Linked DNA regions of Homo sapiens: all the other regions are linked to region 3. The links are chromatin contacts, found by Hi-C or POLR2A ChIA-PET in ENCODE. All regions are on one chromosome and are shown on one strand. Each heading gives the region's core, a stretch centred on a gene start or an enhancer-like site at or near the end of the contact. The rest is flanking DNA. Distances are from core to core; before and after follow the strand shown.

Region 1 (4,120 bases), core at 1,533-4,032, 98 kb after region 3:
CATATAAGATGCATGTGAATGACGAATTAGCACATGAGAAGACGCTCAATATTATCTTCAGGAAAACGCAAATTAAAAGTACAAGAGAAACTGGTACACATTACATCTGACGACTAAGCTCTGATGTTTTTATCTTGCCCAAATTCCTATCTAAGGGGTCTGGAGAGTCATCCCCCACAAGCCATAATTCTCATCAGATGGGTTTTATTTGACCCTATACATAGTGACTTACTTTCCAATCTGACTCTGGCATAACGTTATAAGACAAGGAAAAAAATCAAAATATTTAATCCCAAACCATGTTTTTCTGCCATGTCTTGAAATGGCCCTGCAAAGCCGTCCTTTGTAGGGGAAAATCTGCATCTGTAAAGAATCTCTATTAACATAGCTAGATCTTTTTCTTCCAGGCCCTCCCAATCCTGAGATGTTAACTAAATGTCTAGCACCTTTTAAAGATCTGAATAGGAAACATTTGTTATCTATTGTCTTTAAGGGCAGCCACTATGAGACTTTGAAGGAACCTCAGGTCTCCACAATCTTTTTTCTTAATCTGAACATTTCCTTTCTATTGATCCCAGGTCTTTAGACAAACTCAACCAATTGTCAATCAGAAAATGTTTAAATTTACCTATAGCCTGGAAGCCACCCCCTGCTTTGAGTTGTCCCACCTTTCTGAACCAAACCAACATTATTTCTGAGTTATTTGATTGATGTCTCATGCCTCCCCAAAATATATAAAACCAAGCTGTACCCTGGCCACCTTGAGCACATGTTCTCAGGACCTCCTGAGGGCTATGTCAGGGGCCATGGTCACTCATATTTGGCTCAGAATAAATCTCTTTGAATATTTTACAGAGTTTGACTCTTTTCATCGATACATCCCGTTAAAATGTTTAAAATTAAAAGGACATATCAAGTTCAAAGCCAGTGTTGGCAAGAATGCAGAGTAATGGACCTCGTGGACGTTGGTGGTGGGAAACTCACATTGTGAAATACTGTGGAAAAGTTAATGATGCACTTTAAGAAATACATCCAGCAATTCTACTCCTGATGTTCACCAAAGAGATGAAAACATGTCCACAGAGAGACGTGTAGACAAATGTTCATAGAAGCTTAATTCATAATAGCCAAAAAGTGGAAACAACCCTAATTTCATCAGCAGGTGAATAAACAGACTGAGCTATATTCATACAATGAAATGTTAGCCTTCAAAAACAGAACAAACTACTGATGTACACAGTGACATGGGTGGATCTCGAAAACATTATGCTGAGTGAAAGAAGCCAAGCTGACAAAAGACTATGTAATGTATGATTTCATTTACATGAAATTCTCTAAAAGACAAATCTAATCTACATGGACAGAAAGCAGATCAGGGGTTGCCTGAAGCTGAGAGTGGGAGGGGAATTGGCTGGGAAGCAACACAAGGGAATTTTCTGGGGTGAAGGAACTGTTCTGCATCTTGACTGTAGCGGTTGCTTACTTGAGTATATACACTTGTCAGAACTCATCAGATGTACATTTTTTTTTTTGAGACAGAGTCTTACTTTGTCACGCGTGGCTTACTGCAACCTTGAACTTTTTGGCTCAAGGGAGCCTCCTGTCTCAGCCTCCTGAGTAGCTAAGACTACAGGGGTGCACAACCATGCAGGGATAATTTAAAACAATTTTTGTTTTTTTTTTGTAGAGATGGTGTCTCGCTATGTTGCCCAAGTTGGTCTTGAACTCCTGGCTGCAAGCAATCCTCCTACCTCAGTCTCCCAAAGTGCCGGGATTACAAGCATACATTTTAAATGGTGGTATTTTATTGCACTAAAATTTTACTTTGATAAAGTTGATGAGACAAATTGTGAGTAAAATACATATAAGGAGTAACAATTTATGGGAAATCTCAATCTGCAAAACAGGCTTTCCTCTGCCGATGCCCTGTGGACTTGGTGGGAGACCTGGCCGGCATCCACTCTCTCACCCATCTTGAGACCTCATTGTTAGTGCTAAGTCATGAGACAAGCTAGGAATTCTGTTTCAGCTCTTAGTTGAGAGACTTTCCCTCCTCTTCTCAGCCCTGGTATGATTTCTCAGGCTGTCATCTCTTTTTCCCCCACCTTTCCAGAACTCCTAGGGATTTGAGCAGCTCATTCTTGCCCAGCCCACTTCTCACTGGAGGGCCAGGTCTTTTCCAAGTTCACGGAGAGAGAAGTGAACTTTTACCTTCATTTGCCCTCTTTTTCTCTTCTGCTCACTACTTTTTCTGTCTAGGCCCCCTAGTCATGTCCTATTTCTGCTGGGCTCTTCCAGACCTTCCTGCCCACTCAGTTCTTCACTTCCACCCCCAATTCCTGTCCTAATGTCACCGTGGCACAGCTCATGAGAAGTTTCAGGAGCTACCCTTTGATTTCAGAGTGACTCAAGGACTCAGGAAAGAGGGGATGACCCCAAATGAACCAGCAGCCAACCAGACAATGCCTGGTGTGTTAAGGCTTTTCAGTAAGCACTTCCTTCAAGGAATGACAGTTGGCCTTGCCCCAAAAGAATCTATTTAAATGTGATTACACTTGTGGTTTCTTCTTATTTCTGCAGGACAGAGTTGAAACTCCTCAGTGGTGCCCACTGGGCCATCACACTCTGGTCTTTGCACATGCCTGGAACCCCGGCGATCTCTTGTTTCTCCACCAAGGGAACTCTGCTTGTAACACTTTAAGCCTCAGCTGAAAAGTGGTCTCCTGGGTGAAGTCTCACCTGTGCACCCACCTGAGGGTGAGTCAGCTCTGCTCCCCTGGCTCTCACCGCGGCTGTTATAGCATTTACCGGAGTCCCACAGTGACTCATTTGTCCATCACCCTCCCGACAAACCTTCCAGCTTCTGAAGGGCAGAGACAGCATCATAATCATCTTTTATAACTCCCGTGCCTAGTGCTACTCCCAATCCCTAGTAAGCATTCAAATATTTCTTACTGCAGTGCTTGGGACTGTCATAAACACAGAAACTGAATAAGGCTTCGTGTTTCCATCGCCTGGAACTTGCAGGCCAGAAGGAGAGCTAAAACACTCATATAAGTGTAATGCAAGGTAAAATGGGATGTAGGAGGCACTAGTTTGAATATTGGGTAGAACTAGAACTGCAAGGGAGAAAGATTCAAGTTAGAATAACTGGCACAGAAGTTTGCATTTACCTAACAAAATTGCTAATTATTAGTGAGTGTCTTCTCTGTGCCAAGGACCAGGTTAAACATTTTTTTTTTCTTTTAGGACCAGGTTAAATATTTACCTCCTGTACTAGTTCCCTGTGACTGCTGTAAGAAAGTGTCACAAATTAGGTGGCTTTAAACAGAGAAATTTGTTCTCTTATAGTTCTGGAGGCTAGAATATAAAGTCAAGGTGTCAGGCCGGGCACAGTGGCTCACACCTGTAATCCCAGCACTTTGGGAGGCCAATGTGGGACAATTGCTTGAGGCTGGGAGTTCAAGACCAGCCTGGTCAACAGAGAGAGAACCTGTCTCACGCCTGTAATCCCAGCACTTTGGGAGGCTGAGGCAGGCAGATCACGAGATCAAGAGATCGAGATCATCCTGGCTAACATGGTGAAAACCCATCTCTACTAAAAATACAAAAATTAGCTGGGCGTGGTGGCACACGCCTGTAATCCCAGCTACTGGGGAGGCTGAGGCAGGAGAATCGCTTGAACCCGGGAGGCGGAGGTTGCAGTGAGCCGAGATCGTGCCACTGCACTCCAGCCTGGCAACAGAGCGAGACTCCATCACAAAATAAATAAATAAATAAATAAATAAATAAATAAATAAATAAAAATAAAAAATAAAAAATGAGCCAGGCATGATGGTATGCACCTGTAGTCCCAGCTACTCAGGAGGCTGAGATGGGAGGATTACCTGAGCCCAAGTTAAAAGCTACTGTGAGCTGTGATCATGTCACTGCACTCCAGCTTGGGTGACAGAGCAAGACCCTGTATCAATCAATTAATCACTAAATAAAAATGAGTGAAAACCAAATTAAGTCCAGGTGTCAGCAGGGCCATGGCCCTTCTGAGGGCTCTAGAGAAGAATCCTTCCTCATCTCTTCCAGCTTCTGGTGGTGGCCACCCTGCTTGGTATTCTTTAGCTTG
Region 2 (4,264 bases), core at 1-2,500, 100 kb before region 3:
CTAACTCCCACTATAAAGATCTTACCTTTTCATTTCTAAGAATTCTTTCTTCTTTGGTTCAAAGATTTGTCTTAATTCTGCAACTGGAAGAAAACCAAAAAAGAACAAAATATAGTATTTAGTAGTCGTGCGCTCATTTTATTCACTCATGCAACGTGTTTATTGAACTGCAAATTTCAGTTCTTGATTCCTATGTCACAGTGACATGCAAAACTGACCAAGTTCCTGCTTTCTTGGAAACTGTTTCCTAGTAGGGGAGGCAGATGCCAAATGAATAAGAGTGTGCAGACACACACACACACACACACACACACACACATGGACACACCCTAGGACGCATCATCCTCTTCTAAGGTCAAGCTGAATATTTGATGCCCATAAAAATGACAGAGTTATCAAGGCAAAGCTAAGACATGCTCACTCAACATACTGTTTAATATGAAATATATATGTAATATATTTAAAATCACATACATTAAAATAATTTAAATAGAATGTTTTGTTGTATATATATTGTAACACCTAGCTATGTGACTCACGTATATGTCACATATATAGGTTGGCTAAGAAGTAAAATCCTACAGGGTAAGGCAGAAGGTTTTATTTCATCTAGGGGAATCAAGGGAGACCTGACGAGCAAGCTTTCTCTAGGAAAGTATTTTAGGCAGAAATCTCAGCAACTGTTTCTAACTTTTGTTTGATTTAACAAAGTATTCTAAGCTTCTATTATGGAAATCATTTACAGAAGTATAGACTAGGAGTGTGAACCCCACAGGGCCATCGGCAAGCTACAAGCATGAACTCACAGCCGCTTCTCCTCCACCCTGTCACGGAATTTGTCAATGGCTGTAACTATCTGATTGTGTTTCCAGCAGTGCCTAAAGTGGCCGCTTCAATTAGCTACAGTTTAGATGAACACAGGTCCTCCGCCTCCCTGCACAGGCTTTCACTGGAAGCAAATGTTAACAATGGTTTCCTTGCTATAATTTAGGTGGATGATGGGTAAGGTAATTACCCCAATGTTTCTGGCAGCACTGGAGAAACAGAACAAACGCTGTGCTGAGGTTGGGAGATTCTCACATGATACTGACTACAAGGATATTACTGAGATGCCAGACAACTGTTTCTTTGGAGAAATGGCCAAAGTTCATGGAGAATAAAGGTCTCTCTTTTTGCCTCCTCCTCAATAGCTTAAATTCATAAGGGCGCATCTGAGTGACTCCTATGAAGGACTCAGAATGGGGTGGGAGAAAGAGAGAGGGGTGGCTGGACAGCCTGGGGCCAGGGCCAATGAAAAGTTTTGAAAGGCTGAGTCACAGGAGAAACTCAAAGGAATTTGATGTTTGACTGCTTCAATTTCCATTTTCTTTTCTCTAAGTGGTAATTTTTAGTAATGAGTCAAAACTACACACACACACATGCACGCATACACACACACAAAGTTTTATATTGCCCTTTGTGTTCAGGGATAGAAGCCTTGTTTTTCTTCATTTATTTTTAAGTGATAGCCACCTTAAAACTTCAGTTGAATTGGCTTTTGTTGAGATAGCCGGCTTCAAAAAAACAAAACCTCTCTCCCTCTGACTTCAAAAAGGTCTCCCAGTTGGCCTCCCCAGGAATCAGAGTAGCTGGAGGCAGAGAAGTCCTTGTTCTAATCATGTTCCTATTTAGAAGACAGGGGTATAATGAGAATGGTGCACCCCGCCATGCGGCCTTGGGAGAGGAGGCTTGGTCAATAACAACAGCTTCCCTGTCAACAAATTAGCCCTAGTGGGATTATGGTGATACAACTTTAATGGCTGGTAGGACATATTTTGAAAATATTTTCAAGGATGACAAAAACCAAAGGGTTTTAATTATTTAAACCCCAAAGAGGAAAGTGGAGCCCTATTTTTCAAAAGACCACTCAAGAAGCTATCAAAACCAAATTCCAAGGGTGCCTAAAAGGTACGACTTGAACCCATGCCTCAAACCCTAACTGAGAAATAGAAAATATTAATAGGGTCCTGAGTAGCATAATCACATCCCCTCCCCTCCCCTGCCTTCCCCTTCCCTTTCTTTTCTTTTCTCCCCCCTCCCTTTCTTTTTGAGACAGGGTCTCATTCTGTCACCCAGGCTGGAGTGTAGAGGCACGATCTCGACTCACTGCAGCCTCAACTTCCCAGACTCAAGTGATCCTCCCAACTCAGCCTCGCGAGTAGGTGAGATTACAGGCATGTGCCACCACGCCTGGCTAGCTTTTGGTTGTCTTTTGTGGAGACGGGGTTTCGCTATGTTATCCAGGATGGTCTTGAACTCCTAGGCTCAAGGGATCTGCTTGCCTTGGCCTCCCAAAGTGCTGGGATTGCAGGTGTGAGCCACCGCGCCTGGCCTAACATGTCCCTTTTCTTGCCCCACATTATTTCAACTGGATAAGTATCAAAACCGTTAATAAACCGAGTATCATGTAACTTCCACTGGAAAAAGTTAAGATAGACTTTTCTTGGTTCTAATTAGAGACTGCTGAAAATCACTTTCATTTCATCCAAATTTTAATTAATTTTAAAATTTTTCTATAGAAATGCAACTAAAGGCATTTTAAAAAAAGATTACAACAGTGCATGGAAAAGCAAAGCAACATGTTGCTTCCTGCTATTTTCTATTTCCCATATTCCAGAAAGAAAGATCTAGTTGGGAGACTGTGCAAGCCTCCTGTCCACAGGAAAGGTAGACTTTCCTACTGCCCTTCCAGTGAACACTGCCCTCTGATAGCCATCCACTTCTGGGCATAAAACGAGAAATTCTCAGGATAGGATCTAGCAGACACACAGATGGACCTCATCAGGGTCATGGGCTCAGGAGGCTGGCTCTGGAGAGCTCCCAGATCACTATGGGGGCGCTAATGGCTTCTGAATGGGAAGTGGCTTTGCTGTGAGCTCTGCCGCAGGATGTTGAATGTCCCAGGTTCTTATAGTGATGCTAAATCACCCCCATTTGCTGTGACACAAAAATATCCTCATATATTTCTAAAGCCCCTTAGGGACTGCCCTAAATTGAGAACCATTGAGAATCACTGATTCCCCAGTACTAGAATTTCAAATACACAGCCTGTGCCTTAGACACCCAGGCCCTAGGTTACACAGTACAGACGCCACTAGCCCAGCACTGCACTCTTTTCAGTCAAGCCTAGATTCAACGCAAAGCTATGCCAAGCCTATTGCTCCTGGAAGCTAGAATCCATCAACATAGTGGGTACTTGAAGGGACACCTTAGGGTCCTCTCTGATCATTTCACTGAGGAATTAAATGAGCTTATAAATTAAATTGTCCTTTAAATGTATTGGTGAGCTTATTAATTCCTAGTGAAAATCTATAGTGAATTTTAAAAGGAAAATAAAAAAGTCTCCCCAGCAAACAAATGATGACCTCTCAGTCTATTCTTTCTAGCAAATATATTTTTAATTACCAAGATATGCCTCATTCCTACAGAAACGGGATTATAAGAAATGATGTACAAGACAAAAAGAAGCAACAGAGAGACATTTTGAGTTTTGCCTCTTTTCCCCATGTCTGTACTAACATGTAATATAATTAATGTGTATTATATTACATATCTGTTTTATATTATTATTAATAATAATAGCCAGGCATGGTGGCTCCTGCCTGTAATCCCAGCACTTTAGGAAGCTGAGGTGTGTGGATCACTTGAGGTCAGGAGTTTGAGACTAGTGTGGCTAACATGATGAAACCCCGTCTCAACTAAAAATACAAAAAATTAGCCAGGCCTGGTAGCATGTATCTGTAATCCCAGCTACACGGGAGGCTGAGGCAGGAGAATTGCTTGAACCCGGGAGACAGAGGTTGCAGTGAGCCAAGGCTGTGCCACTACACTCCAGCCTGAGTGACAGAGTGTGATTCTGCCTCGAAATATATATATATATATAAAAAATATGGTTTATATTATATATTTTATATTATTATATAAACCATGTTTTATATTATTTTATATTATTAATCATATAAAACATGTTTTTGTACTATTAATAGCATAAAGCCAATACTAAAAACATCATGCATGAAAGTCACCATTGCTGTGGAAATCTATGTTGTAACGCTGTTGTTTTATTTATAAAGCCTACCTACAGTTCTACCAAAGTTGCCTTCTGGTTGAAAATCTTGAAGGTTTGTGTTCTTTTAAAACTTCAAAAAAATTTTTTGTAATATCAGACGTACAGAAAATGTAAGAGATATCCTTCACAATATGTTAACATTTTACTATATTGGGT
Region 3 (4,221 bases), core at 945-3,444:
TGCTCCAGAGAGGCAGGTCAAATAGCACAGTTTCCAGAAGGGTGCTCCTGTTCTCACTCCTTTGGCTGGCTCTGCTCCTATGTAAAGGTCCTATCTAATTCACACTCCCCGAAAGCTCCCTAATAGCCACGGCTCAGCTCAGAAAGAAAACCACAGCTGTAAGCTTTCCTGTTCTTTCCTGAAGTTCATAAAGGGCACACTGGGACACATGACCATCGAGGAAAAATGAAGACATTTCCAACCATCACAGTGGCTCAGCTCTCCTGTATGTCTATGGTTCCACACCGCATCACAGAGGCCGCTTTAATCTTCTTCGAGCTCTGGTTTGTTGAACATGATTCAAACAAAATCACCCTTCACAATGTGCTTTAATCTCTTCTAACAGTGCAAGCAAAGCCAATAATGTGTTAACCACAAAAGTGTCATATTTCTTTCCTCAATACTTACCTTAACGCCGATATTTAAATCATGGCTTCGATGTGAAATGACTTCAAAATCATCATATCTCAGCTTTTCAAGTCCTCAAGGCCATCCACTTGAACTCTCTCTGAAAAAGGACAAAGTCTCTACTGAAAAATCTGAGAAAGAAAATAGCAAACAATACAAGACAACCACACGTACGAATGAAACTGGATACTCTGCTGTGATTAATCTGCTGCCTCCAAAGAGCTTTTTCCCTTTCAAATACTCATCAACATCAGCAACTACAGATTACAGGCAGTGGTTAAAGTATCTTTTTAAACCTCTTATAAAAAGTGCTCAATAAAAGAATGCATTTTTCCCATTCATCGTAAACTCAGTGAATAAAGTCATTTCTATGCAATGGTTCTCCAAAGCTCTTATTTTTCTGGGAGGACTAAAATTGTATTATTTGGTCTATAAGCAAGAATCATTTTTGGTAAATATGAGTACTTTCTAAATTCAAATTTAAAATCAGATCCAAATATAGGGATGGCCAGGCATGGTGGCTCCCACCTGTAATCCTGGCACTTTGGAAGGTTGAAGTGGGAGGACTGCTTGAGGCCAGGAGTTCAAGACCAGTCTGCAACAAAGTGAAACCCTGTCTATACAAAAAATTGAACAAATTAGCTGAGCGTGGAGGTGTGCTCCTGTGCTCCCAGCTACATGGGAGGCCAAGGCAGGAGGATCACTTGAGTCCAGGAGGTTAAGGCTGCAGTGAGCCATGTTTGGATCACTGTACTTCAGCCTGGGCAACAAGGAAGACCCTGTCTTTAAAAAAATTAAAAACAAAAGAACAAATATGGAGGCTTGGGAACAGCAGCCTTGCCACAAAGGGACAACTGAGAAAATAAGAAATGGGTTGAAATTCATCACGAAGTTGGATGGAACTAACAAAGACCCAATTCCACAGAAAAAGACATGCTGGGTGGAGAGTTAGGAGACTGGAATAACTCACCGAAGGCATCAGGGTGAGTGATTTGGCTATGACTTGGTCTATGTCAAGCATTCCAGGCAGAGACAATCTCTGCATTTATTTTCCTCAAAGAGTGAGGGGAAACCCCACCTATGCTAGAATGTACCAGAGTAGAATTAAGGCAAACATGCATTTCCCCTTGTGGTTTGCCTGACGAGGTGCAATTTGTATGAAAGATGACTCACAAGGTTACAGAGTCATTCTTTAGACTCGAGGGTTGACACTCTGTGTGGTTCTTAATGACTCAGCCTGGGAGAGGTCCCCAACACAGAAGGCTCCAGCCCTGCAATCCCAGACTACAGAGGAAAGCCCCTCGTTTATCAGCTGGTTAGTGGTTAACAAGCGTGGCTTTGGGAAGTCTTTTGTCTTAGGCTATTGAGTTCCATCTTCTCATCTCCTCTCTGTTGTCTACTCAGCACTTCCTTGTATTCTTACCGCCGGAAAAAGTCAGAAAAGAATTCACTCAAGCACAGAGGGCTCTGAACTGGGCAACAGCTGGCACCACACCAGGCATTGCAAGAAACCACAGCTGAATTCCTTGGCGCTCATTTTTATAAATATTCCACAGGAAGGATGTCAGAAGCCTGGTTTATCCAGCATAGAGAGAATGGGGTTCATCTCCAGAAGCCCAGCCCCAGAGGCAACTTCTAGGAAAAAATCATCTTGTGATGGGTGCGGGGTCAAAGGGGAGTCAGCCCATGTGAAGTTCCCACAAGGTTAAAAAATAAATTATTGTCACCACTGCCTGGTGGAATTCAGACAGTCATGAACTCATTCTTGTAAGCCACAGAGATGGTTGCGGTAAACACAGACAAATTATTGGGTTTAAGCAGACCGTTTTTTGTTCCAACAATAAAAAAAATCATTTTCCCTTTCCTCCACAAATCTCTTTATTACTAAAAAGCTTTGATGCCTTGAGAACTGGGCTAGATCAATGTAAGCCTCTCTTTTTCCCCTGGGACTCCTCCTTAGGGCTCCAAACTGGTTTAAAAAATCCTTTGCCTGCTTAGGAAAAGGAGACCCTCTTATTGAACCAGCCACAAAAGAAAGAAAAAGAAAACTACTCAAAAAGAAAACAGGGGCTGGGCACAGTGGCTCATGTCTGTAATCCCAGCACTTTGGGAGGCTGAGGCAGGAGGATGGCTTGAGGCCAGGAGTTCAAGACTAAGCTGGGCAATACAGTGAGACCTTGTCTCTACAAAAAAATTAAAAATTAGCTGGGCCTGCCTATGGTCCCAGCTACCCAACAGGCTGAGGAAGAAAGATTGTTTGGGCCCAGGAGTTGCAGGTTACAGTGAGCTACGATTGTACCACTGCGCTCCAGCTCGGGCAACAAAGCAACACCTTGCTTGACTCAAAAAAAAAATTAAAAAGGCAGGGTGGGGTGGCTCATACCTATTGTTCCAGCACTTTAGGAGGCCAAAGTGAGAGGATCAATTGAGCCCAGGAATTTGAGACCAGCCTGGGCAACATAGCAAGACCCTGTGTTTACAAAAAATATAAAAAATTAGCCAGGCATGGTGTTGCACACCTCCCAGCTACTAGGGAGGCTGAGGTGGGAGGATCGCTTGAGCCTGGGAGGTGGAGGCTGCAGTGAGCCATGGTCTCACCACTGCACTCCAGCCTAGGCCACAGAGCAAAATTCTGGTGGGGGGAACGGGCCAAGAGAATCACAAGAAGCCAAGAAGAAAGGGCAGAATAGAAACATTCTCATCCCTCCCTCTTCTTAAAGAGAGTGCTAATCTCTGCCCAGACGCTCACGTCTTCCCCTGGCTCATTCCCCTCCTGACCTCTGGAGCATGGGCTCTCAAACTCATAGTGTGCACAGCAATCGCCTTGGGGCTCTACAACTGTGAGTCCAGATAGAAGAAAATCTGCAGTGAAATCATGAGCTCAGGGACAAAGAAGGAGTTTAAAAAGCCTGTGCCTGGGCCGGGTGTGGTGCCTCACGCCTGTAATCCCAGCACTCTGCGAGGCTGAGATGGGAGGATCATGAGGTCAAGAGATCAAGACCATCCTGGCCAACATGGTGAAACCCCGTCTCTACTAAAAATACAAAAATTAGCCAGGTGTGGTGGCACATGCCTGTAGTCCCAGCTATTCGGAAGGCTGAGGCAGGAGAATCGCTTGAACCAGGGAGTCGGAGGTTGCAGTGAGCCGAGATTGCGCCACTGCACTCTAGCTTGGCGACAGAGCAAGACACCGTCTCACAAGAAAAAAAAAAAAAAGCCTGTGCCTGAAACACTTGAGTCCTAGAAATCTGGTTTGCTTAAAGACAAAGGGAAAACCTCAGTCACTAGAGAGTAAAACTTCAGAATATATTGACAGGAAAACCCCACCATCAACCAGCTTTCATGCAGTCAGGATCATTTAGGAAAAATAAAAAAGCAAGAATACAAACAGGAAAAGGTCCAAATTTAGGGACAGGTTGAAGTTCGAGAAACGAGTCAAACCGGAATAAAAGCAGAAAAGAATTCCAGAGGAAAACAGGGCACCGGAGAAAGGAGAATGAGCATGATTAATGCAGCAGGAGGAGATGCTAGCTAAGCTGGAGCCAGACCAGGAGGGCTTGTCTCTTCTCTCCGGGGCTCTCTTGACCTTTCCAAGGCATTTCTTTCCGGACAAAACAAACTGTTACTGACTTTCACCAGGTTACCAACCCCCTGTGCAAAAACTCTGACTAGACTCTGGGACTAAATCTAGACCAATTGCATCTGGAAGAGAGATATGCCAGACAAAGGCATCCTTTTAGGTTAATGTTTCAAGCCTGTGCTTTGACAGATGGT

The links. A loop is a pair of places that touch in the nucleus more often than their neighbours do. ChIA-PET counts read pairs that join two places held with the same protein, here RNA polymerase II (POLR2A). Pooled maps may share reads with other maps.
Region 1: a pooled map shows a loop between it and region 3 (7-fold over the local background). The contact joins two enhancer-like sites. A Hi-C loop is called at or near these places in 2 of 50 pooled maps. POLR2A ChIA-PET finds 5 or more read pairs at or near these places in 6 of 52 experiments (Panc1, T-cell, activated CD4-positive, alpha-beta T cell and 3 more).
Region 2: a pooled map shows a loop between it and region 3 (4-fold over the local background). The contact joins two enhancer-like sites. A Hi-C loop is called at or near these places in 2 of 50 pooled maps. POLR2A ChIA-PET finds 5 or more read pairs at or near these places in 2 of 52 experiments (H1 and OCI-LY7).

Annotation. Positions count from the first base shown.
Region 1 is chr10:29,755,294-29,759,413 of GRCh38, forward strand. No RefSeq gene overlaps it. Among named protein-coding and RNA genes, the nearest start is that of SVIL, 120 kb to the left of the region's middle. Within about 2 kb of position 2,783, at least 8 of the 41 ENCODE cell types and tissues checked have a DNase peak (open chromatin) inside an H3K27ac peak, as active enhancers do.
Region 2 is chr10:29,555,026-29,559,289 of GRCh38, forward strand. SVIL (supervillin) reads right to left here. Exons shown (of 38, transcript NM_021738.3): 4 at 26-83. The coding sequence starts at 33. Among named protein-coding and RNA genes, the nearest start is that of MIR604, 12 kb to the left of the region's middle. Within about 2 kb of position 1,251, at least 4 of the 41 ENCODE cell types and tissues checked have a DNase peak (open chromatin) inside an H3K27ac peak, as active enhancers do.
Region 3 is chr10:29,657,522-29,661,742 of GRCh38, forward strand. It overlaps a transcript of SVIL not described here. Among named protein-coding and RNA genes, the nearest start is that of SVIL, 25 kb to the left of the region's middle. RefSeq lists an enhancer at 1,015-2,214. Within about 2 kb of position 2,195, at least 25 of the 41 ENCODE cell types and tissues checked have a DNase peak (open chromatin) inside an H3K27ac peak, as active enhancers do.